Regions from separate parts of the Homo sapiens genome. Here region 1 is linked to region 2. The links are chromatin loops, found by intact Hi-C in ENCODE. Cell type or tissue: CD14-positive monocyte. All regions are shown on one strand. Each heading gives the region's core, and the rest is flanking DNA. Links, peaks and the distances in the headings are about the cores only.

Evidence for each region. Hi-C counts contacts between places; a loop is a spot of excess contacts. Peaks named below come from ENCODE experiments on the same cell type or tissue, not always from the same donor. Only the 100,000 strongest peaks of a DNase experiment are listed, where the experiment ranks them.
Region 1: it touches region 2 in a loop (3-fold over the local background); 46 of 110 quality-filtered maps call a loop at or near these places.

What each region holds. Positions count from the first base shown.
Region 1 is chr6:158,623,146-158,635,516 of GRCh38, forward strand. TMEM181 (transmembrane protein 181) reads left to right here. Exons shown (of 17, transcript NM_001376852.1): 11 at 405-462; 12 at 1,959-2,061; 13 at 2,558-2,609; 14 at 5,263-5,345; 15 at 6,585-6,674; 16 at 8,178-8,244; 17 at 8,665-12,284. The coding sequence ends at 8,743. Among named protein-coding and RNA genes, the nearest start is that of DYNLT1, 15 kb to the right of the region's middle. RefSeq lists enhancers at 7,398-7,899, 7,900-8,399 and a silencer at 9,078-9,239. In CD14-positive monocyte, for the core only: a CTCF peak has its summit at 6,386; a DNase peak (open chromatin) is centred at 9,286; H3K27ac peaks cover 4,848 bases.
Region 2 is chr6:158,684,106-158,696,476 of GRCh38, forward strand. The region is part of intron 6 of SYTL3 (synaptotagmin like 3); the gene reads left to right. Among named protein-coding and RNA genes, the nearest start is that of SYTL3, 40 kb to the left of the region's middle. RefSeq lists a silencer at 2,938-3,138. In CD14-positive monocyte, for the core only: CTCF peaks have their summits at 7,433 (motif pointing left) and 7,633; a DNase peak (open chromatin) is centred at 7,426; H3K4me3 peaks cover 1,113 bases; H3K27ac peaks cover 1,484 bases.

The sequences.
Region 1 (12,371 bases), core at 1,627-9,626, 62 kb before region 2:
CATTTTGAAAATCAATCTCATGGAAGTTTCTATTTGCTTTTATTGCTTTCTTTGTTTTCTTGTCTATTTCCTAGTACTCATACGTGCCATTAAAAAGGTGACTGGAAAAACAGCTCTTAAAACTGCAAGAGAAATAGTATATAGGGTTTTGTGTAATAAAAAATACTGCAACTTTCCAATACTGATAAATGTGGACCCTTGGTAGGATTGTATAGTTTTTTCATGTGAAATATGAAATTCAGGATTTCTCATAAATTTAGGATTGCTTTGTAAAAATCCTTCACTGTTGGTAGGAAGTAGTTTATATTAATAAGTAAAAAAAACAAAAAGTCAATAAGAAAAAATGTAAAATAAAAAGTAAAGGTAGTTATTAATCTATAATTATTTATAATGTCAATTTTTAGAGTTAACGAATTACATGATCCAATGTACCAGTATCGAGTTGATACCGGAAATTTTCAGGTAAGGATTGTTAATGAGGCCTGCAATTTTTCTTCTTAATGCTGTTTTGTAAAATTACTGAATTTTGTGACTTAAATTGTTCTGTTGAGCTTTTTGCTAACTGACTACTTGGGAAGGACTACATAGAAAGTTCAAGGGTGGAAGATTTGGGGAAATTTTTTTTTTTTTTTTGAGTTGGAGTCTTGCTCTGTCGCCCAGGCTGGAGTGCAGTGGTGCAATCTCAGCTTACTGCAGCCTCCGCCTCCTGGGTTCAAGTGGTTCTCCTGCGTCAGCCTTCTGAGTAACTGGGACGATAGGCGTGCGCCACCACACCTGGGTAATTTCTGTATTTTTAGTAGAGATGGGGGTTTCACCATATTGGCCAGACTGTTCTCAAACTCCTGATCTCAAGTGATCTACCCATCTCGGCCTCCCAAAGTGCTGGGATTACAGGCGTGAGCCACTGTACCCGGCAGAAAAGCTCTTTAAAACAATGTTTTTACTCCCAGTCTTTGGTTTGTGGCTGACGCAGTTTGAGGCCCTGTCACTGTGGTTCTGGTCGGCTGCTCTTCCTTCCCAGTCAGGTGTCGGGGAGAACCAGCCATGTGGGCTCTGGAACAGACCCCAGGGCCCACGTCTGTTGCTGAAGGAGACACCGGAGAGCAGAGCCTTCTCGGTGCTAAACACGCTGGTCTAGTCCAGTCCCTTTGCTTTACGTAAGGTCCCAGCTAAAGTCACTTAGGTGCTTTTGAGAAAAATGATCCCGATTCCTGCTGTGCTGTCCTGTGCTCTGAGCCTTGACTGTAAGAGGGGAGCTCTGGCGCTGAGAGGACAGGAAAGGGGTGGGGGGATGGCGTGGGCCGGAGCCATCGAGGAGCGGGGACTGCGTCTAAAGACACTGTCCACCCCGCGGCCTGGCCCTTGTCAGAACCCACGGGCCTGCCCTCCCCATCACAGCTCCATCTTCAGAAAAGGGCTTTGGCTTGCTGTGACATTACAGAATTGTGCACTTTTAGACCTTAGGTCCTGTAGGGCATTTAATTCAAGCCCCTCGTGTCACAGATAAGAAAACAGAGGTCGGGAATGGTTGATGGTTAAGACGGCGCGTGGATTCCCAGGGCCTAGCCTGGGTCCTTTCTTGGACACCTGCCACCTTCCCACATGCAGGGGCAGGGTGGGGAGCCAGCCCCTCGCCCCCAGGGGCGAGAGAGACAGATAGTGGCCACCGCAGTCTGAGCACCCACTGTGCCTGGACAGGTCCCTGGTGGGAGGGGTTTGGGCTCTGCTCCGCTGATTTGCAAGGCCTGGGGTGTCGTCCACCTCAGGGGAGCTGCCTGTGCTCGCAGCGGGACTGAGCAGATGGTCCCGGCTGGGAGCCCATTGTTCTGCTTCCTGGAGGGACCTTCAGGGTTGAAGTCCCTTCTAAAAACCTGTGGCTTTCCTGCCTGTGGTGGTGCTGGGAGGAGAAGGTCACAGAGGCCCTGTTCCGACTCAAGTGCTGCCTTGTGTCCTCCTAGGGAATGAAGGTCTTCTTCATGGTGGTGGCAGCGGTGTACATTCTGTACCTCTTGTTCTTGATAGTGCGGGCGTGTTCCGAGCTACGTCACATGCCTTATGTGGGTAAGTGCTCCTTTCAGAATCGGTGCAGGGGTGGCTTGGGAGTGACTCAGGTGGGGGAAGAAGTGGTTGGAGTCTCCCAAGCCAGGGGCCTTCCTTGAGGGCCCAGGGACTGGTCCATTCCCACAGGCTGGGGACCAGGGCACGTGGTCCCTGGGAGCCACAACAGGCCTTACAGGTTACTCTGGCATTTGGGACCATCAGAGTGGCCTGGGTCCTGCGGGACTGTACCCTGCAGAGCAGGGCGAGTCACCCTGAGCTTGCGGGATCCTTTCCTGAATCTGTCCCCACCAGAGGATGGTGGCTGTGGCCTCCCTGGACACCATCCTGGCCCTGGGAAGGGACCAACGTTCTCCTAGGCTGCTGGCGACTCCGGCTAAGTCTGGAGGGAGGAGCATTTGTCCAAAGAGCTTTGCTTAATTTTTGTTTTTTATTTTTCAAAATAAAATGCAAGTGGAATTTACTTCCAGAGTTGTTAATGAGTTTCTTTCTTTTTCAGATCTCAGGTTGAAATTTTTGACTGCATTGACTTTCGTAGTACTTGTCATTAGGTAAGAAGACCTTATTTCTTGAAAACAGCAAAACGGAATTTTTCTTTTACTGTCAGGAATATCTGTTGCCTCCTTTTGTGGAGTGGATTTCAGGGTACTTCTAGCCCAGTAGACTCATGAGGTTAGAGGGCCTCCCACCAAGGCTGGGCAGCCGAGAGCAGCCGTCAGCCTGGAGAGCATGTTTTTGTTGTAAGCGGCCGAGGACTGGAGCACGTTCACTTGCACACTCGGCCCGCGCTGGGCATGTTCTGTCCTTGCTGTGCCACCTGCTATGTGTGCAGCGTGCAGTCACCAGCTGGAAGTAAGGGCACTGGGGACCTCGGGATCCTTGGGGTGCCCCAGGGACAGGACTCTAAGCGAGTTAGGACAGCAAACACCCTTGAGCAGCATGCTCCATTGCTGCCATTGGGGGAGATGGGAGGCGAAGTGGGCTTGGTCCTGTTGTGTCAGGGAGTGGCGTCAGCCTGAGGTCTCCCAGGGCAGGCTCGGCCTGGCCTGAGTGCCCCAGACCTCCCTGGGGACCGGTGCTGGCCAGTTGGTAGAGGAACAGAGCGGTCTGGGAAGTTGTTTATTTGAATCGATTCCAGGTAATTGCTTGGTGGTTTATGGTTTGTCTGTTTCTCCTAAAATCAGAATCCAGAGGAGGAAAAAATCTAGCTGCTGCTTGCCTTTTTAGGTTGTTTGGATGGCAAATAAGCGGATGTTGGCCCTTTTCCTTTATGAGTGACAAGGGGCCTCTGGGAGGTCAACCCTTGTCCAAGCTTTCCAGGTGGGCTCTGGGAGTCCCCACCTTGTGGAGGGCGAGGACTGAGATAGGCATCCAAGGTCGTCCACCACCACTAGGAGTGTGAACTCAGCTCAGACTTGGACTTGAACTCAAATTTCATTCAGCATCAAAAGTCACTCAGAATAATGCTGCATGTGTGTTGTATTAGTCTCTGTTCAGTGCTAGGTGTGCACGTTGTCTCTGTGACGTCTCATACACATGGCCATACAACCTCACAACCTCACATAGAGGCTCACTCACACCTCACTCATGCCTTCACTCACAACTGACCCACCCTCACACACACACCTTCACACACACCCTCATTTTCACACATCCTCACACCCTCACTCTCACACTCTCACACCCCCACACCTTCACTCACACACCCTCACCCTCATTCTCACCCTCATTCTCACCCTCACCCTCACCCTCACTCACACCCTCTCACACATCATCACTCACACACCCTCACTCTCAGCACACCCTTACAGCCTCTCACTCTCACACATCCTTACACACACCCTCATTCTCACACCCTCACACCTTCACTGACACACCCTCACCCTCACCCTCGTTTTCACCCTCTCTCACACCCTCACACACCCTTGCTCACACACCTTACACCCTCACTGTCACACATCCTCACACACACCCTCACTCTCACACCCTTACACCTTCACTCACACACCCTCACCCTCAAATTACCTAGTCCCCAAGTTGGGAGCTACTGTCTACTTCTGGTGGCCTCCGTCTCGGAAGTTGCCCTGCCATGTGATCTCTCTTCACATAGGTGTTAGGGGACTCATTTATCCTACAAATAGTTACTGAGTGCCTGTCCTGGCAGACAGGCTTCTCTCTGTCACGGGATTTATGTTCACACAGAGAGAGACGAGTGGCAAACAACTAAATACATTCCCCCTGCGTGCCATGCTGCAGACGAAACAAGGAGATGTGACTTGCAGAGGGGAAGGGTCCACTTTAGATGAGTGGTTTGGGGATGTATCTCTTGGAGAGGCGACATTTGGCTGAGGACCTGAGGAGGAGCCCTGAAAGCTGTGGGGTGGCTGCCCCAGGCCGCAGAACAGGGCACCGGCAGCCTGGGTGGGCGTCAGCATGGCGAGGTGGAGAGACAGCTGCGTCGCTGGAGGCCAGCGTGGCTGGAGATGAGCAGGCGTGGGCACGGCAGGAGGCAGAGCGAGCTCTTGAGTCCAGTTTCCATTCTGTGCTGGGAGACCGCCAGAGGGTCTTGAGCTGGGAGGTGAAAGGGTCTGGTGCACATGTTAAGCCTTCTGGCTGAGGGTGGCATGTGGGAGGTGAGGTGGAAGGCAGGTGGGGGAGGAGCCTGTGGACCTGTGTCCCGAGGCCTCTGTTGTCATCTGTCACCGGCTGGGAGTCTGAACCAAAGATGTTGCCTTCGCTGCTGTGCAAAGTCACTGGAACTGACCGGGGAGGCGTCCCTGTGTCTGAAAGGGGAGCTGTGACGAAGGAGAAGCAGGCTTCCCTCGGGAGAGGGGCTCTGTCACAGGAGATGGTCTCGAAAACCTGAGTTACAAAAGCAAGAGCAGGGAGGAAATGTGCCAAGGAGGCTTCAAGGCCCCGAGTAGGGAGAGTGTGATGGGGCCTGCAGCAGGGTTCATCCTGTCCCTGCAGCCGGCCGGTGGGTCTAGCCCACCTAGATCCGAGACCAAAAACCAGAAGCAGGGGCTGTGTGTGTGTGTGCATGTGTGCATCTGTGCGTGCATCTGTGCATGTGTGTGGAAGTTCCCATGCAGAAATCATAGTGTACAGACGGAAAGCTTGAATGGGGTGAATAGAGAATTCTCTGAAGCTAGTGCCGTTTTCGTGCATGTTTACATATTGTCTCTGCTCCTCTGTCTTGTTCAGCATCGCCATCCTTTATTTGAGATTTGGGGCGCAAGTACTACAAGACAATTTTGTAGCAGAGCTGTCAACTCACTACCAGAATTATATCCTTTTCACTGGAGGGCCCTGGCTGCAGGACGCCTGCTTAGCATTGCAGCAGTTAGTGGCTCAGATTTGCCCCTCTCAAGAGGAGACAGGTCAGCTCCTCGCGCCCTGTTCTCCGGAGGCCTCGTCTCTGCTGAGAGGTGTCTCAGTTGGCCCCGCTGCAGCCGTGGGAAGGGGCAGCCTGTCCCTCCTCTGTACACAGGAAGCTTGGCTCAGTAGTTGCCCCAGGTCAGGTTTCGGGTGGCAGAGCCCGGCTCCAAACCCAGAGAGGCTGGCGCTCTGGAGCGTGCCCACGCCACGCTGCTTTCCACCCAGAGGGGCAGGTGCTGTGAGGTAAATGAGGTGCGGTTGCCTCTCCACACCGCGGGGCTCCAAGCCCCTACTGCCCTCCAGCAGAGCACTGTGGGGTGGCTGAGGGCTGCCGTGAGCCTCCTGTCTCCCCCCGGGATATCTCTCTCATCATCACGGAGATGTATCCAAGGGTATGACAGTTGTGGCAGGTTGAGCCTGTGTCTGTAGGGAAGAGCTCAGAAAATACTGGGACCCCCTTCGATTCCCGCTGTGCCTGAGGCCAGTGGCGCAGGGCTGTTGCCTCCCGGGAGCCCTGGCCTCGCCCAGAAGTCGGAGAGGTTAGGTATGTGCTTTCCACTCTTTGTTGGGGACACTTCAAGAGTTAATCCTTTAGATCCTGGGTTCTTTCTTTGGGATTTCTTATGTCCCAGTTAATGCATGAATTAATATACGATTTTTTCAAAGTTTTGTGACTGAATTTCACACTAAGCTTTTATCTGATTTTCATAGGGGTCTGTAATCCAGAAATGTTCAGAGCAATTGGTTTGAGAGTTTGTTTCCAATTCTTTATTTCATTATTGTGTCTAGAGACCTTGATTCACCGTATGCCCGTGGCCTTCCTGCCCTTTTCATGTAACTTGATCTCTTCTGGCCCTGCCCTCGGTGCTGGTGACAGGAGCGCCACCAGATGGCTCAGTGGGTCCAGGTTTCCACTGATGTGAGAGGCCATAGTTCACCTGTTATTTACTGTGACCTCGAAGAGTGCTTGTGACCCCTGGCTGTGGGCTTGAACTGTGGAGTCCTGACGTCTGGGTAATGGACCCCCGGGCACTGGCGGGTGCTTGGCACTAGAAGGGGCTGCTGATGGCGGGAGGAGTGGTCGGGCTGTAGGCAGAGCCTCTGACTGATGTGTCCAGATGCCGCGTTCCTTCCCTTGACAGCACCACCAGCCGAGTTCTTATCTTTCTATGGCCTGTTGAACTTCTATCTCTACACCTTGGCCTTTGTATATTCTCCATCGAAGAATGCCCTCTATGGTAAGCCACCCTGGGGTCTGGACTGCTGGCCAGTTAGCGGGCACAGAGGCCTGTGTTCATCCACGACCCACTTCCCGGGTTTCCCATTCATGTGGGCGCTGTGATTCCCAGTGACTTCTCTTGGCAGAGAGAGAGTGAGTTGAAATGTCGAGCTCTGAGGTGAGTTGGGGCCCAGCATATGTAGAACCTGCGTTGTGTCATTCCCACAGAGTTGACACACTCATTTTATTAGTGTCAGTCCCCAGCTTTTGCTGTTCAGTTTGGGATTTTTTGACTTTACAATGATGCAAAAGCAATGCACATTCAGGAGAAATCACACTTTGAATACCCAAACAACCATTCTGTTTTTCACTTTCAGTACAGCATTCAGCAAATTCATGAGAGAGTCACCATTTATTACAAAACAGGCTTTGATCCTTTGATCCCAGCACTTCTGGAGGCCAAGGCGGGAGGATTGTTTGAGGCTGGGAGTTTGAAACCAGCCTGGGGAACAAAATAGGGACCCCATCTCTCCAAAAATTTAAAAATTAGACAGGTGTGGTGACATGTGCCTGTAGTCCTAGCTACTCGGTTGGCTGAGGAGGGACGGTCGCTTGAGCCCAAGAGGAGAGGCTGCAGTGAGCTATGACACCACTACACTCCAACCTCGGTGACAGAATGAGACCCTGTCTCTTAAAAAAAAATTAAATAAAATAGGCTTTGCATTAGATGATTTTGCCCAACTATAGGCTAATGTAGTAACACTTAAGGCAGAATAGGCTAAGCTGCAATGTTCGGTGCCTTAGCTGTAGTTGATGCGTTTTTGACTTCACGATATTTTCAACCTGACGATGGGTTTATCAGGACATAACCCCATCGTAAGTCAAGGAGCATCTGTAGTAGTGTTGTTACCATTAAAAAAAAAAAAAGCCAAAACATACAAAAAGTCACCTAATAGTGAAACCAAAACAACCCTCTTGCACAGGGAATGAAAAGGATGGGAACTCTCTAGAACATAGGCAGCCCCCCGCACCCCCCGACATCTTATAGTGGGCTAGCACTTGCCCAGCACCTTCACAAACGGCGTCTCACTTAAGCTTCACAGCAACTTTATGATAAACATATAATCATGCCCGTTTTACAGAAGCAGCAGCTCGCTGCACGTCCAAGGACTGGGCGGGGGCAGGCAGGGCAGAGCCACCTCTCCTGGGGCCTATGTTCAGCTCCCCACTCCTTGTGTCAACAGGAGGCAGCTCGTGCGTGGGCAATGGCAGCCTGCCTGCTCCTTCCCACAGGCCGCCTCCCTCAGCCTTCAGGACGTCCCTGCCAGGCAGGCCAGGCCAGCCCTGTCTTGTAGATGAGAAAACAGCCTCACGAGATGTGTTCAGGTTTATACAGACATGGCAGCTCTGCGATTTGAGTCCAGTTCTTTCCAACTCCCTTCCTTTGTCCGGGACAGCATCCTGCCTGTCCAGGCTCATCACGTCAATTGCTTGAGATGCAAATGCTCTTGTTGGTTTTCAGAGTCCCAGCTGAAAGACAATCCTGCCTTCTCCATGCTGAATGACTCGGATGATGATGTGATTTATGGGTAAGTCCCTGTCCGTTAGAAGGCCGGCACACCTTGGGCATCCCGGCACGGCCTTGCATGTTTCTGAATGGGTTACTCTTCTAAAATTATTTTCAAGGTATGAAGGCATTTACCTTGGAGTGTCAAGTGGCTCGTGGTTTTCTGTTTTCACAGTATTCAGGCTTAGATGTGGTAGTAGTCCTTTCTGCTGGCTACCTGTAGGGCGTGCTGGCCACGGGAAGAACTGTGCTTTCTGGACTGATGGGCCCTGGGAACTGGGGGTCAGGGAGAGGAGGACGGGGTGAGCAGTAGCAGTTGGTGATAGAAAATTGAAAGAGCGAAGCTATGATTTAATTCCTGCTGGAATGGTGTGTCAGTGTGGAAGAGGAAAATAAAGAGCTGTCAGAAGTTAGACGGTCTCAAAGGTCTCTTTGCTCACAGGAGTGACTATGAGGAAATGCCGCTGCAGAACGGCCAGGCCATCCGGGCCAAGTACAAGGAGGAGTCAGATAGTGACTGAGCCCCGGCCAGCCCAGCGAGGCGACAAGATGCCTGGATGCTTTCCCCGGTGACCGTCTGCTGACCTTCCCCTGTTATATTCAGATTTTTCTTACAAGCAGAGATTTCCTGTTCATTTGTTTACATATTTTTTTAAAGGAAAACCAAAACTGAGGGTAAATTTAAATGTTTAGCCAAATTTATTGTCATGGTGGCTACGAGAAGAGGCATTGATAACAAGTTTCAACAGCCAAATCCTTTTTTACAGAGATTTCAGATGAGCGTGTTTTCAGTGATGAGGAAATTTCACGTTTTTAGTACAGTGAATTATGTACTTTTTTTTCCTGTAATCATTCACTGATTCCAAGTTCACGGGCAGCCTGTGACTAGGTCCTCAGCGTGACAGCATCACCCTCTTTCTTCCCTTTTCCATGGTACTGTTTTGTGACCCTTTAAACTCAAAGGGAAGCCTTATCTGTGGCTGCTTCAGGGCAGTCCTTCCTCGTTGAGTGGCCAGTGCCCTGGGTAACCAGGTGGCTGAAGTGATTGGTCAGTTATGTGGACTGCGTTTTGTGCAGTGTGTGAGTTATGACTCATCGGGAATGGGAGATGCTGGGGTTCCAACCCTTCACGTCACCAAAGGGGAAGTAATAGTGTGGAGTTCTGAGGAGGGTTTGATAAGTTGAATAAGGAAAGGCTAAGATAATTTACAGGTTACCAACTCATGTGGGGAAGGTCTTACTGCCATGGTGCTTTTCAGGGGCCTGTGTGTACACACATGATTAAATGGATTTGCCTGTGGGAGGTATGGGCAGGAGAGGAACCCTTACCATTCCAGTAAATAGCAGTTTCTGCAATTCTGTTGAATATGAAATGCCATAGAGCTTTATTTATTTATGTAAGTAAAAGCTAAATGAGGGGCCAGGTGCAGTGGCTCACATCTGTAATCTCAACACTTTGGGAGGCCAAGGTGGGAGGATCACTTGAGCCCAGGAGTTTGAGACCAGCCTGGGCAACACAGGGAGACCCCGTCTCTATAAAACATTTAGAAAGTTGGCTGGGCATGCTGGGGCATGCCCATAGTCCCAGCTACTCAGGAGGCTGAGGTGGGAGGATTGCTTGAGCCCTGGAGGTCAAGGCTGCAGTGAGCCATGATTGCACCACTGCACTCCAGCCTGGGTGTCAGAGCGAGAACCCGTGTCATAAATAAATAAAGCTACATGAAAGATTGATAGAATATTTTAGATTATTTATTGGCCAAAAGTTTTTAAAACTCATATTTGGAAGCAAAATGAAAAGCAAGTAAAATGTTTTAAATGGTTCATGGAAAACGTATTTGGGTAGAAGGCAACTCGTGCTTCCGGAAGGGGTTCCCTGTCCTCCATGTGTCCACATGGCGGTCAGGTAGGGACGACCTGTTCTGTAAAGTCCTTGGCACTGCTGAATCTGTGGCATCATAGAAGGCCCTGGAGCTTCCCCGTTCCTTTCAGTCAGGGACTCCATATAGAGTCTCATGTGGACGTCTCCCGTGCTTTCCTCTTGACCTCTACAGTCACACTTCTGTTAACATCTGGTAACTGTGGGCAACCTGACTGATGCCGTCTTGGCAATTGAGGTCCAGAAGATGATAGTTCCGCAACGCAAGCAGTACCTACTTTTTTTCTTCATCTATGCATTGACTCTCAGATTACCATGCAGAGCTTCACGTTATCATCCACGTTAAGTAGTGCTAGGTAGGACCTTAGAGATGTTCATGAGAAACTATTTGTTATGACTTTCCTTTGTATCTTTCCTTTTAATTTAAACTTTAATGATAATGTACTTTTAATATGGATTCTATTCACATTTGTTTTAAAAACCTTGTAAATATGAATGTTTAAGACAACTTACTGCAAGGGTAATTCAAGTTTACATGATTTTTAAATTTGCAATGATGTTTTTTTTATTCTGTGTATTGAAAAAAATTTTCTGTTACCAAATTTTACAACTTCTAATAAGACTACTATAACTTTATGTAAACTGATGAAGATGTGCTGATTAACATATTCTGTGATATGGTTTACAACTTTTAATCATAATTGTCCATGATTTTGGAATGCTGTTATTTATCAGTAAATGTAAAATATTTGAGGCATTTAGCCATACACACACTAGAACTTTTTAAAACTTTGTCCTATAGTGTAATTATAAACTGATGACTATTATCTTCATACATTGAGTCTTCATGCATCAATGAAATGAAAAATATAGGATTATTTATTTACTTTTTGTAACTAAGTGGGAAATAAGAAAAAAAGTTAGAAAGTACTTAAGGGGAAAATCGTTCTTACTAAGTCATGTATTTTCAACTTGTCTTCCCTGGTATATCATAAATACCGACATATTACATACCCCATGTAAAATTTTGCTTAAACTCTCTAGCACTTGGCATGTAGAATATGTACCATAGGTATCAGGTTAAAACACTAAAGTCTGCCAGAAACTTTTGACAGTAGCAAGAAAATTGTTGAAGAAAAAATAAATTATTTACTGAGGGTAGTTATGTTAAAGTTTTGCGAACTTAAAGGGCTGACTTTAGTTCCTTCATGGTAATGGCTTGAGTAACATCATCTTTGGGATTTTTTAAATACTGGTCCAGTCTAGGAGAACCTGGAAGATGACCAGAGGTATTTCAGTTTCCCTAGGGAGAGCTTCGTTATCCATGTGGATGATAAGTCTGCTTGATTTATTATTAAATCATTATAGCAGTGAAGTGGTGCCATTTTCTCTCTCTTAAGCCCCATTTGAAAGGCTAGAGAAGGGGATATATATACTATGTTCAAGGTTTGTAAGGTTGTTAATGTACATAATTGCAGATTGCAATAAAAGCTTAGATACATTTTGTAAACCCAACCCACTAAATGAGCAGGTTACAAGACAAATGTCACCAGCCTCAAGTATTTTATGAACTATTTACTGAGGGTAGTTATGTTAAATAGATTATAATGTGGTAAATTATTTCCTGAATCCTTTATCACAGGAAAAACACAGACCCTCATAAAAGGGATAATTAAAACGGATGTGTCTGAACATTTAGTGAAGATGAGACTTAAAACATGAAAGTGTATTTGTGTATTTTGAGGGTTTTAGAAACCGGTTGCCTTAGAGGTTAGACTTTTGAAGAAAAAAAAAAAAAGATACAGATCTTTTCCCCTGGCCAAAGGGAAGTTGTATTAGTCTGTGACATCTTGTGATGCTGTTTATCTTGGTTTGACATTGGAGATACGCTAGTAACTGTGATACCATACTATAAAACAGAAGAATTTTCTGCTACTAAAAACTGCCTTTTTACAAAATGACTGTAAATATTTGTAAAATAAAATAACACTAAACTTTAAGCCCAAAAGGAGAGATAGAGCCATGTGTTCAGTTGTGGACCTGTCCGTGGGGCACAGTGCCACCCCATCACAGTGTTGCTGTCATCAGGCAAAAGTGAATGTTTGTTTATGGCAAATTCGTCTTTTGCGAATGGCTTAATTCTGACACTACCTTTCTGGGAAATGTTAATAAATTTTTAATATTCACTTCTATGTGTCTTGATTTGTTTGCTCTTTGTGTGTGGAGTTAATTTGGCCTTGCAGACATAAATGCTTTAATAAAGCGGCTTTGGA
Region 2 (12,371 bases), core at 2,734-10,733:
ATTTATTCATGATTCATGATTGGCTATCCATTGCTGAGCTATAGGCTGTGGGTGATGGTGTCCAGTGTGTGGCATTGTTAGGATAATTTATGGCTATTGGTGGTGACACTCAATCTAGAGTCCGTAGAGCAAGTGGCTTTGAAATGATTAGCCCAAGTTGGGGGACGTGATTGCGGGCTCATTTCGGTGTCTCTCTAGGCCTGATACTTTAAAGGAGGCTTGTGTTTCTTAGATTAAAAGTTTATTTTCTTTTTCAAAAGTATTTGCAATGTATGTTGTGCCAGTGTAATTGGTAGCTGGGACCTGGAACTGTGGAGAGAATGATTTGTGCTTTGATCACAGAAGAGCTGTGATGGGGCATCAGGACAAAGGCGCACACAGGCACCGTCACGGTGGAGTGCAGGCAGGTGCTGTGGGAACCACATCTGACTATATCAGGGATGCGGGCAGCACCCCTCCTCTGTGATGTGATGTTGGGGACCTAGACTCACAGCCTGACTCAGAGGGCAGCGGTGGCTCTTTTCTAGAAAAAGTGGCAATTTGCAGGTAGGGAAATAAGCCATAGAACCTCACCCAAAAGTTTGTTGGCAGTAAAGGAAGCCATTCATTTGGGTTGATATTCAGCTTTTATAAAGGGTGGATTTGCCCAGGTGTAGATTTGGTTGGTACTAAATTATCCCATGGTTTATATTCCTGGCTCTTCTTAAAAAAAAAAAAAAAAACGCTGCTTCTGCCAAGTTTATTGGAAACCTGGAGGAAAAAACTAATACTAAGGGTCATGTCAGGCAATGGAATGAAGCAGGGTTGCTGTTTCCTCTAAGCCAGTGTTTCTCAACAGCTTCTTACCGCCACCCTCTCCCCTACCCCACATAGCCTTTTTAGAGACTTTTTCAAAGTTGCTACCATAACCTTTTGATATCACAGATATCATATATCTATGTACTGAGGCCTTTTGGAGAGCCACAGACGGTTGAAATAGGTAAGATTTGCTACCAATCTTTGTCCCCTTAGGGGTGCCGTCATCCCATGTGGAATGTGTGACCTTGGCAAAGCAACTGCAGCACAGGACTTTTCTCTGTTTTTATTGCTTTTATGTCTCTCTCTCTCTCTCTTTTTTTTTTTTTTTTAGATGGAGTCTCGTTCTGTCATCCAGGCTGGAGTGCAGTAGCATGATCTCAGCTCACTGTAAACTCCTCCTCCTGGGTTCAAGGGATTCTCCTGCCTCAGCCTCCTGAATAGCTGGGATTACAGGCACACGCCCCATGTCTGACTAATTTTTGTATTTTTAGTAGAGATGGAGTTTCACCTTGTTGACTGGTCTTGAACTCCTGACCTCAAGTGATCTGCCCACCTTGGCCTCCCAAAGTGCTGGGATTACAGGTATGAGGCACTTCACCCGGCCACTTTTGTGTTTCTTTAAAATACTTTTTTGACCGGGCCCGGTGGCTCACACTTGTAATCCCAGCACTTTGGGAGGCCGAGGTGGGCAGATCATCTGAGATTGGGAGTTCGAGACCAGCCTGACCAACATGGAGAAACCCCGTCTCTACTAAAAATACAAAATTAGCCGGGCATGGTGGCACCTGCCTGTAATCCCAGCTACTCGGGAGGCTGAGGCAGGAGAATTGCTTAAAGCTGGGAGGCGGAGGTTGCTGTGAGCCGAGATCATGCCATGGCACTCCAGCCTGGGCAACAAGAGTGAAACTCCATCTCAAAAACAAACAAACAAACAAAAACAAAACCTTTTTGTTGGTGGGCTGGAGCCTTCTTCAGAAGGTAGACTCTACCCTTTTCCACATCAATTCCTAGCTTATAAACAGTAGTGCTGTAGGAGGTGAAGTTTGTCATTTCTCAATGCCAGCTAAGTGCAGACATCTGCTTCACTCAAAAAGTTTTCTACGTCGTTAGAAGTTCTAGCATCATTATTTCAGGTAAGTAGTTTTCATGTGTGCATGAATGTATGTGTGTGTGTTTGTGCACACACGTTACCATCTTGTCATCTTTTCAGCACTTCATGTCTCCTGAGTGAGTGGGAGAAGTATGTTATCAAGGTGACTTAAGATAAAAAGGGAATTAGGAAAGAGGTGAGACTGATGTCTTAGGGTTTTCTTTCTTGCCTTATAACTTTAAGAATAAAAACTTCAGTAAGGACAAACAAACCAGGGTCAGGAAGATCAACCTCAGCATAAATCATTCTTTTTTGCTGATGTCGTTTCTATCAATGTATAAAATAAACACCAGAAAAGCCCTAACTTTCCCTCCTTCTCTACAATGCTTCCTCAAATGCCAGGGTGCCTCATTTTCCCATTGTCCTGTTTCAGTAGAGTTGGGGTAAGAGGCATGGAACTATGGGGGAAAATGCCAGGTTAGGAGCACACAAGTAGTGCTATGAGCCAGACCAGGTTGGGTGGAGTTTGCAGCGGGTGCGTCAGGAAAGGTAACAAGGATCAGGTGACAGAGGTTTAGGTGGACAGGCAGGAATTCCACCACGCTCCTATTTGTGGCCCTAAAAGAGAACCAGGTGCAGTCATTGAGGAGTTGAATTGAATTTGTGCTGCAGCAGTTAAGATCCACTTAGGGAAATAGAAACTGTCTGGTTATTTGAATAAGAATTTACTTTAGGGATTGGTTAGACAGGAATTGGAGGCAAAAAGGGAATAGTGAGAGAACAGAGCTAGCAGCTGCAGGAGGCAGACACCCTCCGACCCTGTTGAGCTGATGCTGGCCAGACACAGGTCGGAAGGAAGGCATGAGCCCCTTCTCCCTCCTCCTGGCCCTGGTCTCCCTCTGGAAGCCCCCACTGGACCCTAATAGGGAGGCAACTGCAACCTCAATTCTCTGATGTGTTCCGGAAAAAGTGGTTTTGCATGTTCTCTAGTGTTTTTGTTGTCATGGTACCGGCAATACTCTTTCCAGCCCTCTATATCCTGAGCAGAAGTTAGAAAAACTAGATGGTGGTTTAAACCACAAAAGTGTACAGACAGCTCCAGTCTGTGCCTCTTTCCACGCACTGGTTATCTATTGCTGTATAGCAAATTCCCCTCAAACCTAGTGACATAAATCAAGTAACATTCTTTGACAGTTTCTGTCTTCAGTGGAAGGCTCGCCTGGGGCTGGGGGATCTGTGCTCTTGGGGCTTACCCTCATACCTGGCCAGTGACTGCTGGTATTGGGAGGAGGACTTGGTTCCTCACCATGGGGATATCTCCACAGGGCTGCTTGAGTGTCCTCATGACATGGCGGCTGGCTTCTCCCAGGGCAAGTGATCCAAGAGAGAGAAAAGCAGAGCCCACAATATCTTTTATGGTCTAGCTTCAGAAGCCACACCCTGTCATTTCTGCTATGCCCTATGGGTCCCACAGGTCAGCCCTAGTCAGAGAGGACAAAGGGTCTGAATATCAGGAAGCAAGAATCACTGGGACCGTCTGTGTGCTACCAAATCCTGTGTTCCTTGTCTTGGGAGAATGGCGACACCTCTCACTCTGTCTCCAAATCCACAGACCTGAGAATCAAACTTGACTCCTTTGTTCCTCATTCTGCCGCTACATCTGGTCAGTCAGCAAATCCTGACATTTCTGCCTCCTGAGTCTCTGGAATCTTCCTCTGCCCTTCATTCTCACTTCCAACGTAGCAGCTCCTAACTGCTTCCCCCTTGGTCCATCTTCTATTCTGTGAAGAGAGGGAGCTTCCTTTTCTCTTTGAAAGGAAGTTACTTACTTTCTGATTACAGAAGTAATGCAAACCTTGCAAGCATTTGGGAAACACAGAATAGTATTTAGATGTAATGGAAATACTACCACAATCCCAAACTACTGTAAATTACATGCACGTGTACACACCTGCACACTCCCAGCCTTCTTTCTAGGTAAGCCTGTGTATATGTGTGTGCACAGATAGACTTATCCAATTTCAAATGTATTGTGATCAGACTCTATGTGGTTTTATTTTGCTTTTACAATTCAACTTGGCATAAACATTTTCCTATGTTATTAAGACTTCTTCCAAAATGTATTGATGACTCCATAAAATACACCAAATATATGCACTATAGTTTATTTAACCTGTTCCCGAGTGTCTGTGAGTATATCACTGTATTTGATTTTTCATGTTATAGATAACTCTGTGATGAACGTCTTGTACAGGTATTTTGACATGTCTGTTTATTTTTGGGGGGTAAATTCTTAGAAGAATGATTGGTCAAGTGTATGAATACTTGAAAGGCTTTTGATGTTTTGCCAAATTACCCTCTGGGAGTGTGTGCTTATTTACAACAGGCTGGCAGGGTACACAAATTTCCTTCTTCCCACACTCTGGCCCCCATTACATTCTGAGCTTTGAAGCATGATTTCAAATTACATTCACGTAAAAAACTAGACGCCAGGCTCAGTGGCTCATGCCTGTAATCCCAGCATTTTGGGAGGTCAAAGCAGGAGGATCGCTTGAGCCCAGGAGTTCAAGACTAGCCTGGGCAGCATAGTGAGATCCTGTCTCTAAAAAAATTAAATGAAATTAAAAAATTAAAACCTAGAAAATGAAGAAAATCATAAAGAGCAATGTTAAAAATACAGCAGCTTCACCCAGAGAACAATTGTTGACATTTTAGTATATATTATTTCTGTTCTTTTGTGAGTGTATGTATCTATGCTTGTGGGTGCATATCTGTATGTGTGGATATATGTGTGTGTATACACACATATACATAGACTTTTTTGAAGTATTTAGGTTGAACCATAAGAAATTGGTATTTTTAGGCAAAAAATTATTGAATAGAGGCAATTTCACATGAGTCAGGCTAATATATTTACATAATTGAAATCAAATTGTATGTACAGTTTTATCCTAATGTTTCTTCATGTAGTAATTTATAAGGAACATTTTCAGTGTCCATAAATATCATTGGCTATATGATTTCTGATGAGTGTATCTCACCCCGTCATAGGAATGTGTCATCATTTGTTTAACCAAATAACTATTGTTGGATAGTTAGGGGATTTCCAGCTTTCTGTTGCATTTTTGAAAGTTTATAAGGTTATTAAAATGAGAATAATGCAAAGAATATCCTTGTAGATATCTTTTTGGCACATCTCTGAATATTTCTAGAAAGAGAACAAGATGAAGGTTAGGAATGTTGCCTCCTTTAGAAAGGGTGTGGAATTATCCTTAAAAATAAACCAACATGCAAACCAATAGATAACTTTATCAGTTTGGCAAAACAACATTGGTCATGCAAAATGGTTTTCTCATCGTTTTGATTTGAATTCATCTCATCACGAATAAGATTGAGTATCTTCCACTTTTCAACCTTCTGTAGATGTTCTTGGTATGTGAAGGCGATTAGTCCTTTTCAATCATGTTAGTTGCATGTTATCTTCCTAGTACATGGCCTTCTTTATAATTTTGTTTTTAACACAAAGAAGTTTTTTGTTTGCTTGTAGGCAAATCTCCTTTTCCCGTATAATTTCTTTTGCTTTTATGCTTCGAGACTTCTTCCTTATCCTGTGATAGGTTAAATATCCACATTAATTTTCTTCTAATTTTTACTTAACTTTTTTTTTTTTTTCCCCTTGAGACAGAGTCTCACTCTGTCACCCAGGCTGGAGTACCATGGCGCAATCTTGGTTCACTGCAACCTCCACCGCCTAGGTTCAAGCGATTCTTCTGCCTCAGCCTCCCAAGTAGCTGGGATTATAGGCACATGTCACCATGCTCAGCTGATTTTTGTATTTTTAGTAGAGACGGGGTTTCATTATGTTGGCCAGCCTGGTCTTGAACTCCTGGCCTCAAGTGATTCGCCTGCCTTGGCCTCCCAAAGTGCTGGGATTATAGGCCTGAGCCACCATGTTAACTCTTTACAATCATCAGGAGGCCCTATCTAATTTTTTTTCCTCCCAATCCTTGATGTTCCTGGTACCATTTGTTACATAACCATTCCCTTTCCCATTGCGTTGTAACCCAGGGCCACTGATTGGCACAGCGTGGGGCACCACTCTCCTTGTGCCCAGCCCTGCGCTCCAGCGGGTGCTGTCTCATAGAGGACACACGGTGCCCTCTCCTTCACCTGCAACTCTTGGCAATTTGGCCCTAGCCAGATTTTGAATGTTTGAGAGCAGGAGCTATGAGTAAAGGAATAAGTGAATAAATAAATTGAGCAGGGATCTGCTCATTTGGCCACAAAAAGTGCTGTTAGAGGGAGTAGTGTCCATTGTCAGTGCCCAGCACTGAGTAGGCACCTTACAAATGTAGACATCCTTCCCTTTTTGACACGGGGAAACCTAAAGCTAAATGTAACATTCAGTTGCAGTAATTCCAGGAATCATTACACCCTCTGCACCCAGTTTCCTTTTTATTAGCTTTTACTTATTTCTCTTTTGATGATCTTATTGGATATGTGCAATTTAAGATAAAATGCCCCCCAGATTTCCTTGGAAGTAGACATGCTATAAGAATCTAGTGAAGAATAATAAATTGTGGTAATATGTGTTGTGCTATTTTTTCAACTATTAAAACAATTTAAAAACAAGAAAAAATGAGCCTCAGTTCTTCATTTTGTAGAGCGATAGTACAAAAAATTTTAAATATTTTGATTTATTTAAAAATTTTTCTGATTATAGGCTGGCTTTTTCCCCTAAAATTTCATAACTGGATATTTAGTTTTGTGGTCTTAAAATAATTTCTTTGATGCCACCGTGGTGGTTCATCTGTAGTACATTCGAATTATCAAAGCACCCAGACCTTCATAGGCTCTCTTGCCTTTAGGAAGCTCCCCAGGACAACCTGGCATCATCACCTTCTGTGCCTCCATCCACGGGCATTTGGCAATCCGTGCAGAGGGTTTTTAATGTGGTTCCTGGACCCACGCTCCAGGATCAGCTGCAAACTGATTCAAATTCAACCTTCCTGGCCTCACACACACAGGTTCTAATTTGGTGGGGCCAGATGGGGTTCAAGAGTGAATGTTTGGCTAAGGGCGGTGGCTCATGCCTGTAATCCCAGCACTTTGGGAGGATGAGGTGGGAGGATCGTTTGAGGCCAGGAGTTTGAGGCCAGCCTGGTCAACATGGTGAAACGCTGTCTCTAATAAAAATACAAAAATTAGCTGGACATGGTGACACACGCTTGTAATCCCAGCTGCTCGGGGGGTTGAGGCAGGAGAATCGCTTGAACCTGGGAGGCGGAGGTTGCAGTGAGCCAAGATCATGCCACTGCATCCAGCCTGGGCAGCAACTGAGACTCCATCTCAAAAGAAAAAAAAAAAAGTGACTGTTTAACAGTTCCCCAAGTAACTTTTTTAATGTACTTTAAGTAAAGTAACAAAATTAGTAAACAATTATGATAGAACTTTTTTAGATCACTAATAACTAGAAAACAAGCTGAAAATTCATCTCTCCTCTTTTGGCATCTGCTAAGCGTATAGAAATGATGCCCTCTTCTGGCTCCTCCCTGTAAATGCACCTCTTTTACTTTTTTTCTTTTTTTTAACAACCATGACATTCTGTTACTTGATGTACAAGCTTAAAAGCAGAAAGATGACAATATTAATATTAAACTTTTTTTTTTCTTTTTTGAGACGGAGTCTCGCTCTGTCGCCCAGGCTGGAGTGCAGTGATGTGATCTCGGCTCTCTGCAAGCTCCGCCTCCCGGGTTCACGCCATTCTCCTGCCTCAGCCTCCTGAGTAGCTGGGACTACGGGCACCTGTCACCACGCCTGGCTAATTTTTTGTATTTTTAGTAGAGACGGGGTTTCACCGTGTTAGCCAAGATGGTCACGATCTCCTGACCTCGTGATCGGCCCGCCTCGGCCTCCCAAAGTGCTGGGATTACAGGCGTGAGCCACCGCGCCCGGCCAATATTAAACTTTCTTAAGTTAAGAAATAGTTGTAATTTCTTAATGCCTGTAATTCCAGCACTTTGGGAGGCCGAGGCGGGCGGATCACGAGGTCAGGAGATCGAGACCATCCTGGCTAACACGGTGAAACCCCGTCTCTACTAAAAATACACAAAAATTAGCCGGGCGTGGTGGCGGGCGCCTGTAGTCCCAGCTACTTGGGAGGCTGAGGCAGGAGAATGGTGGGAACTTGGGAACTGGAGCTTGCAGTGAGCCCAGATTGTGCCACTGCACTCCAGCCTGGGCGACAGAGCGAGACTCCGTCTCAAAAAAAAAAAAAAAAAAAAAAAAAAAAAAAAAAAAAAGGGTTAAATGTAATAGATAAGCAGTCTACTCAGACTTTCACTGTATTTCTAATAGTTAGGGAAATAAAATAATTTAGAAAGGCTAAGGCTTAACATAGCCTCTGATAATGCTCTCAATGATTCATCATGTAACTAACCAGGTTAATTATTGTATCTTATAATTATGAAGGAAAATGACCTTTATCCCTCCCTCCCAGCAGTAAACGTGATTGAGTTCTTCAAGTGACTTTTCTAAGTTGTATTCTTCTGCATGGGCAGTTTAGACATGATCCGTCCCATCACAGGGTTATGAGGACGGCATCAGATTGGCTGTGTGGGCTTGAAACACTCAGGCTCATGAATTAAAAGAAGCAGGTGCCAGGCCGGGCGCGGTGGCTCACGCCTGTAATCCCAGCACTTTGGGAAGCCAAGGAGGGCGGATCACGAGATCAGGAGATGGAGACCATCTTGGCTAACGTGGTGAAATCCCGTCTCTACTAAAAAAAAAAAAAAAAAAATACAAAAAATTAGACGGGCATGGTGGTGGGCGCCTGTGGTCCCAGCCACTCGGCAGGCTGAGGCAGGAGAATGGCATGAACCTGGGAGGTGGAGGTTGCAGTAAGCCGAGATCGTGCCACTGCACTCCAGCCTGGGCGACAGAGCGAGACTCCGTCTCAAAAAAAAGAAAAAAAAAAGCAGGTGTCAGTCAATACGTAGCTGACTCTATCCCAGTGCCCTGCCTGCCTCTCCTCTCCGTTGGTTTGCTCAGTAAACACCCCTCATCCCTGCAATTCATCCAATGGATTCCACAAGGATGATTCTGTAAAGCTTTCTTTGAATTACAAATGGAGTCCATAGTTTATGTGTGCTTATACTCCTAAGAGGATGTCTTTATGAAGTCATGTTTATTTCCCAGATAAAAATTTTAAAAATTTTACATAGACTTTTGTTTTATTTTTTTGAGACAGCGTCTCATTTTGTCACCTAACCTGGAGCACAGTGGCGGGATCTTGGCTCACTGCAGCCTCAAGTTCTTTGGCTCAAGAAATTCTCCCACTTCAGCCCCCCAAGTAGCTGGGATCACAGGCATGCACCACTACACCTGGCTAATTTGTTTTGTTTTGTTCTGCTGACATGGAGTCTCACTCTGTCACCCAGGCTGGAGTGCAGTGGTGCGATCTTGGCTCACTGCAACCTCTGCCTCCCTTCAAGCGATTCTCCTATCTCAGCCTCCTGAGTAGTGGAGATTACAGGTGCATGCCACTACACCCAGCTGACTTTTGCATTTTTAGTAGAGATGGGGTTTCACCATGTTGGCCAAGCTGGTCTGAAACTCCTGACCTCAAATGATCCACCTGCCTCAGCTTCCAAAAGTGCTGGGATTACAGGTGTGCCACTGAATCCAGCCTTTCTTTCTTTTCGTTTTCTTTCTTTCTTTCTTTCTTTTTGGTAGAGACAGGGTTTTGCCGTGTTGCCCAGGCTGGTCTCGAACTCCTGAGCTCAAGTGATCCACCTGCGCCGGCCTCCAAAAGTGCTGGGATTACAGGTGTGCCACTGCATCCAGCCTTTCTTTTTCTTTTCTTTTTTTTTTTTTTTTTTGTAGATACAGGGTTTTGCCATGTTGCCCAGGCTGGTCTCGAACTCCTGAGTTCAAGTGATCCACCTGCCTTGGCCTCCCAAATTGCTAAGACTGTAGGCGTAAGCCACTGTGCCTGGCCTGCTTTTATTTTAAAGGAAAGGTGGATCCTATTCTTGAATATTTTGTTACTACTCTCCTTAAGAGGAAAGATAAACACATCACCACTAAAAGAAGTGTGTGTCTTGGTAGTGTTTTCCCAGCAGATTGGATTGCTTTTCGTGTCTCAGAGATTTTTAGACAGGTCCATTTAAACTAAGTAGAGCCAAGACTATCAAATCAGATTTTATGATTAATGTAATAAGACCTTGCCCTTCAAAATTTTTTGCTTTCTCCCTGTGTTTCTAGATAATAATCTTCCTGAGACAGGCTCTTGATTTTATTCTTTTTTTTTTCTTTTTTTGAGATGAAGTTTCTCTCTGTCACCCAGGCTGGAGTGCAGTGGAGTGATATTGGCTCGCTGCAACCTCCGCCTCCTAGGATCAAGCAATCCTCCCTCTCAGCCTGCCAAGTAACTGGGACCACAGGTGCACACCACCACGCCCAGTTAGTTTTTCTATTTTTAGTAGAGACGGGGTTTTGCCATATTGCCCAGGCTGGTCCTGAACTCCTGGGCTCAAGTGATCTGCCCACCTCGGCCTCCCAAAATGCTGGGGTTACAGGCATGAGCCACTGCACCTGGCTGATTTTATTCATTTTTGATTTCATGATGCCTTTGGCTTTGCACATAGTAGCAACACAAAAATTGAATTGATTAGAAGGTCCAAGTCACTTTGAATACATGAATTTAACCTAGACATTTTTTGTATCTCAAGTATCTTAACTGGATGACTGGAGTTTCCCCGATGCTTTCTGAGCGCCTGCGTTCCTTCCAGGCCTGCTTCTTTGTCTGTATGTCTCCTGATGTCCTCTGAGCCCTGTCCGTCACTCCATGATAATGAGGTCACTTTAGGCAGCCTACTTCTTGGTCCTGAATTGTCACGACTACTCCACTACTTACTTGCTTCATTGGGTTTTGATTCACTGTTTTTGGAATGGAGGAAGAACCATGATTAGGTGGGCTGGTTATCAGGTTCGTCAATATTTTATTTTACTAAATACTCCCTGCTCTTTTGGGAGTTGGCAAACAACAGCCTGCAAGCCAAATCTGGCCCATCACCCTGCTTTTGTAAATAAAGTTTTATTGGAACAAGGCCATGTTCACTCATTCTCATATCCATGGCTGCTTTTGCAACAGGTTGAGTAGTTGCAACAGAGACCTTACGGCTGGCAAAGCCTGAAATTTTCTACCAAAAAATTTACAGAAAAAGTTTGCTGACCTCTACTCTAGAAGATCAGTTGATAAAATACAACAACGTTTTCATGCCCATCATTATTTTTCCTATTTCAATGAATAGCATGGAAACCAAGGTGAAGTAATTGAACTGAAGGGATTTCTGAATGAAGGATTCATGTGTTCATATGTTTAGACAAAATTACTCATTAGACTAGTTTTTAGGGAGTAATTTGCTGCTGTTAAACTACCTCTTCATATGAATAATTTTTTAAAAGAGCAGACACATATATACTTAAATAGGAAATAATTTTGAATTTAATAACTTCATGTTCATTTTTAAAATTGTGGCAAAATATGCACAATATAAAATTTGCCATTTTAGCCACTTTTAAGCATTAAGTTCATTGGCATTAAGTATATTTGCATTGTTATGCAAACATCACCACCATCTGTTTCTAGAGCTTTTTCATTCTGCTATATTGAAACCCATTAAACAATAACTCTCCATCCTCCCCTTCCCCCACTGTCCTACATTCTGTCTTTATGAATTTGACTACTCTAGGTACCACATATAAGTGGAATCATAATGTATTTGTTCTTTTGTATCTGGCTTATTTCACTTAGCAAAATTTCCTCAGGGTTCATTCATGTTGTAGAGCATGTATCAGAATTTCATTCCTTTTTGTGGATGAATAGTATTCTGTGTCATGGATATACCATGCTTTGTTTATCCATTCATCTGCTGATGGACATTTGGGTTGTTTCCACCTCTTGACCATTGTGAATAATGCTGCTGGGAACATTGGTGTACAAATATTTATTAGAGTTCCTGCTTTAAATCCTTTTGTGTTTATACTCAGAAGTGGAATTACTGGATCAAATGGTAATTCTATGTTTAATTTATTGAGGAACTGCCATGGAATTTTCAGCATCTGCTGCCCTATTTTATTATACTTCCCCACTAGCAATGCACAAGGGTTCCAATTTTTTCACAACCACACTAACACTTATTTTATTAACACTTTTTTTTTTGAGATGGAGTCTCACTCTGTTGCCAGGCTGGAGTACAGTGGTGCTATCTCGGCTGACTGCAATTTCTGCCTCCAGGGTTCAAGCGATTCCCGTGTCTCAGCCTCCCGAGTAGCTGGGACTACAGGTGCATGCCACCACGCCTAATTTTTTTTTTTTTTTGTATTTTAGTAGAGATGGGGTTTCACTGTGTTGGCCAGTATGGTCTTCATCTCCTGACCTCGTGATCTGCCTGCCTCGGCCTCCCAAAGTGCTGGGATT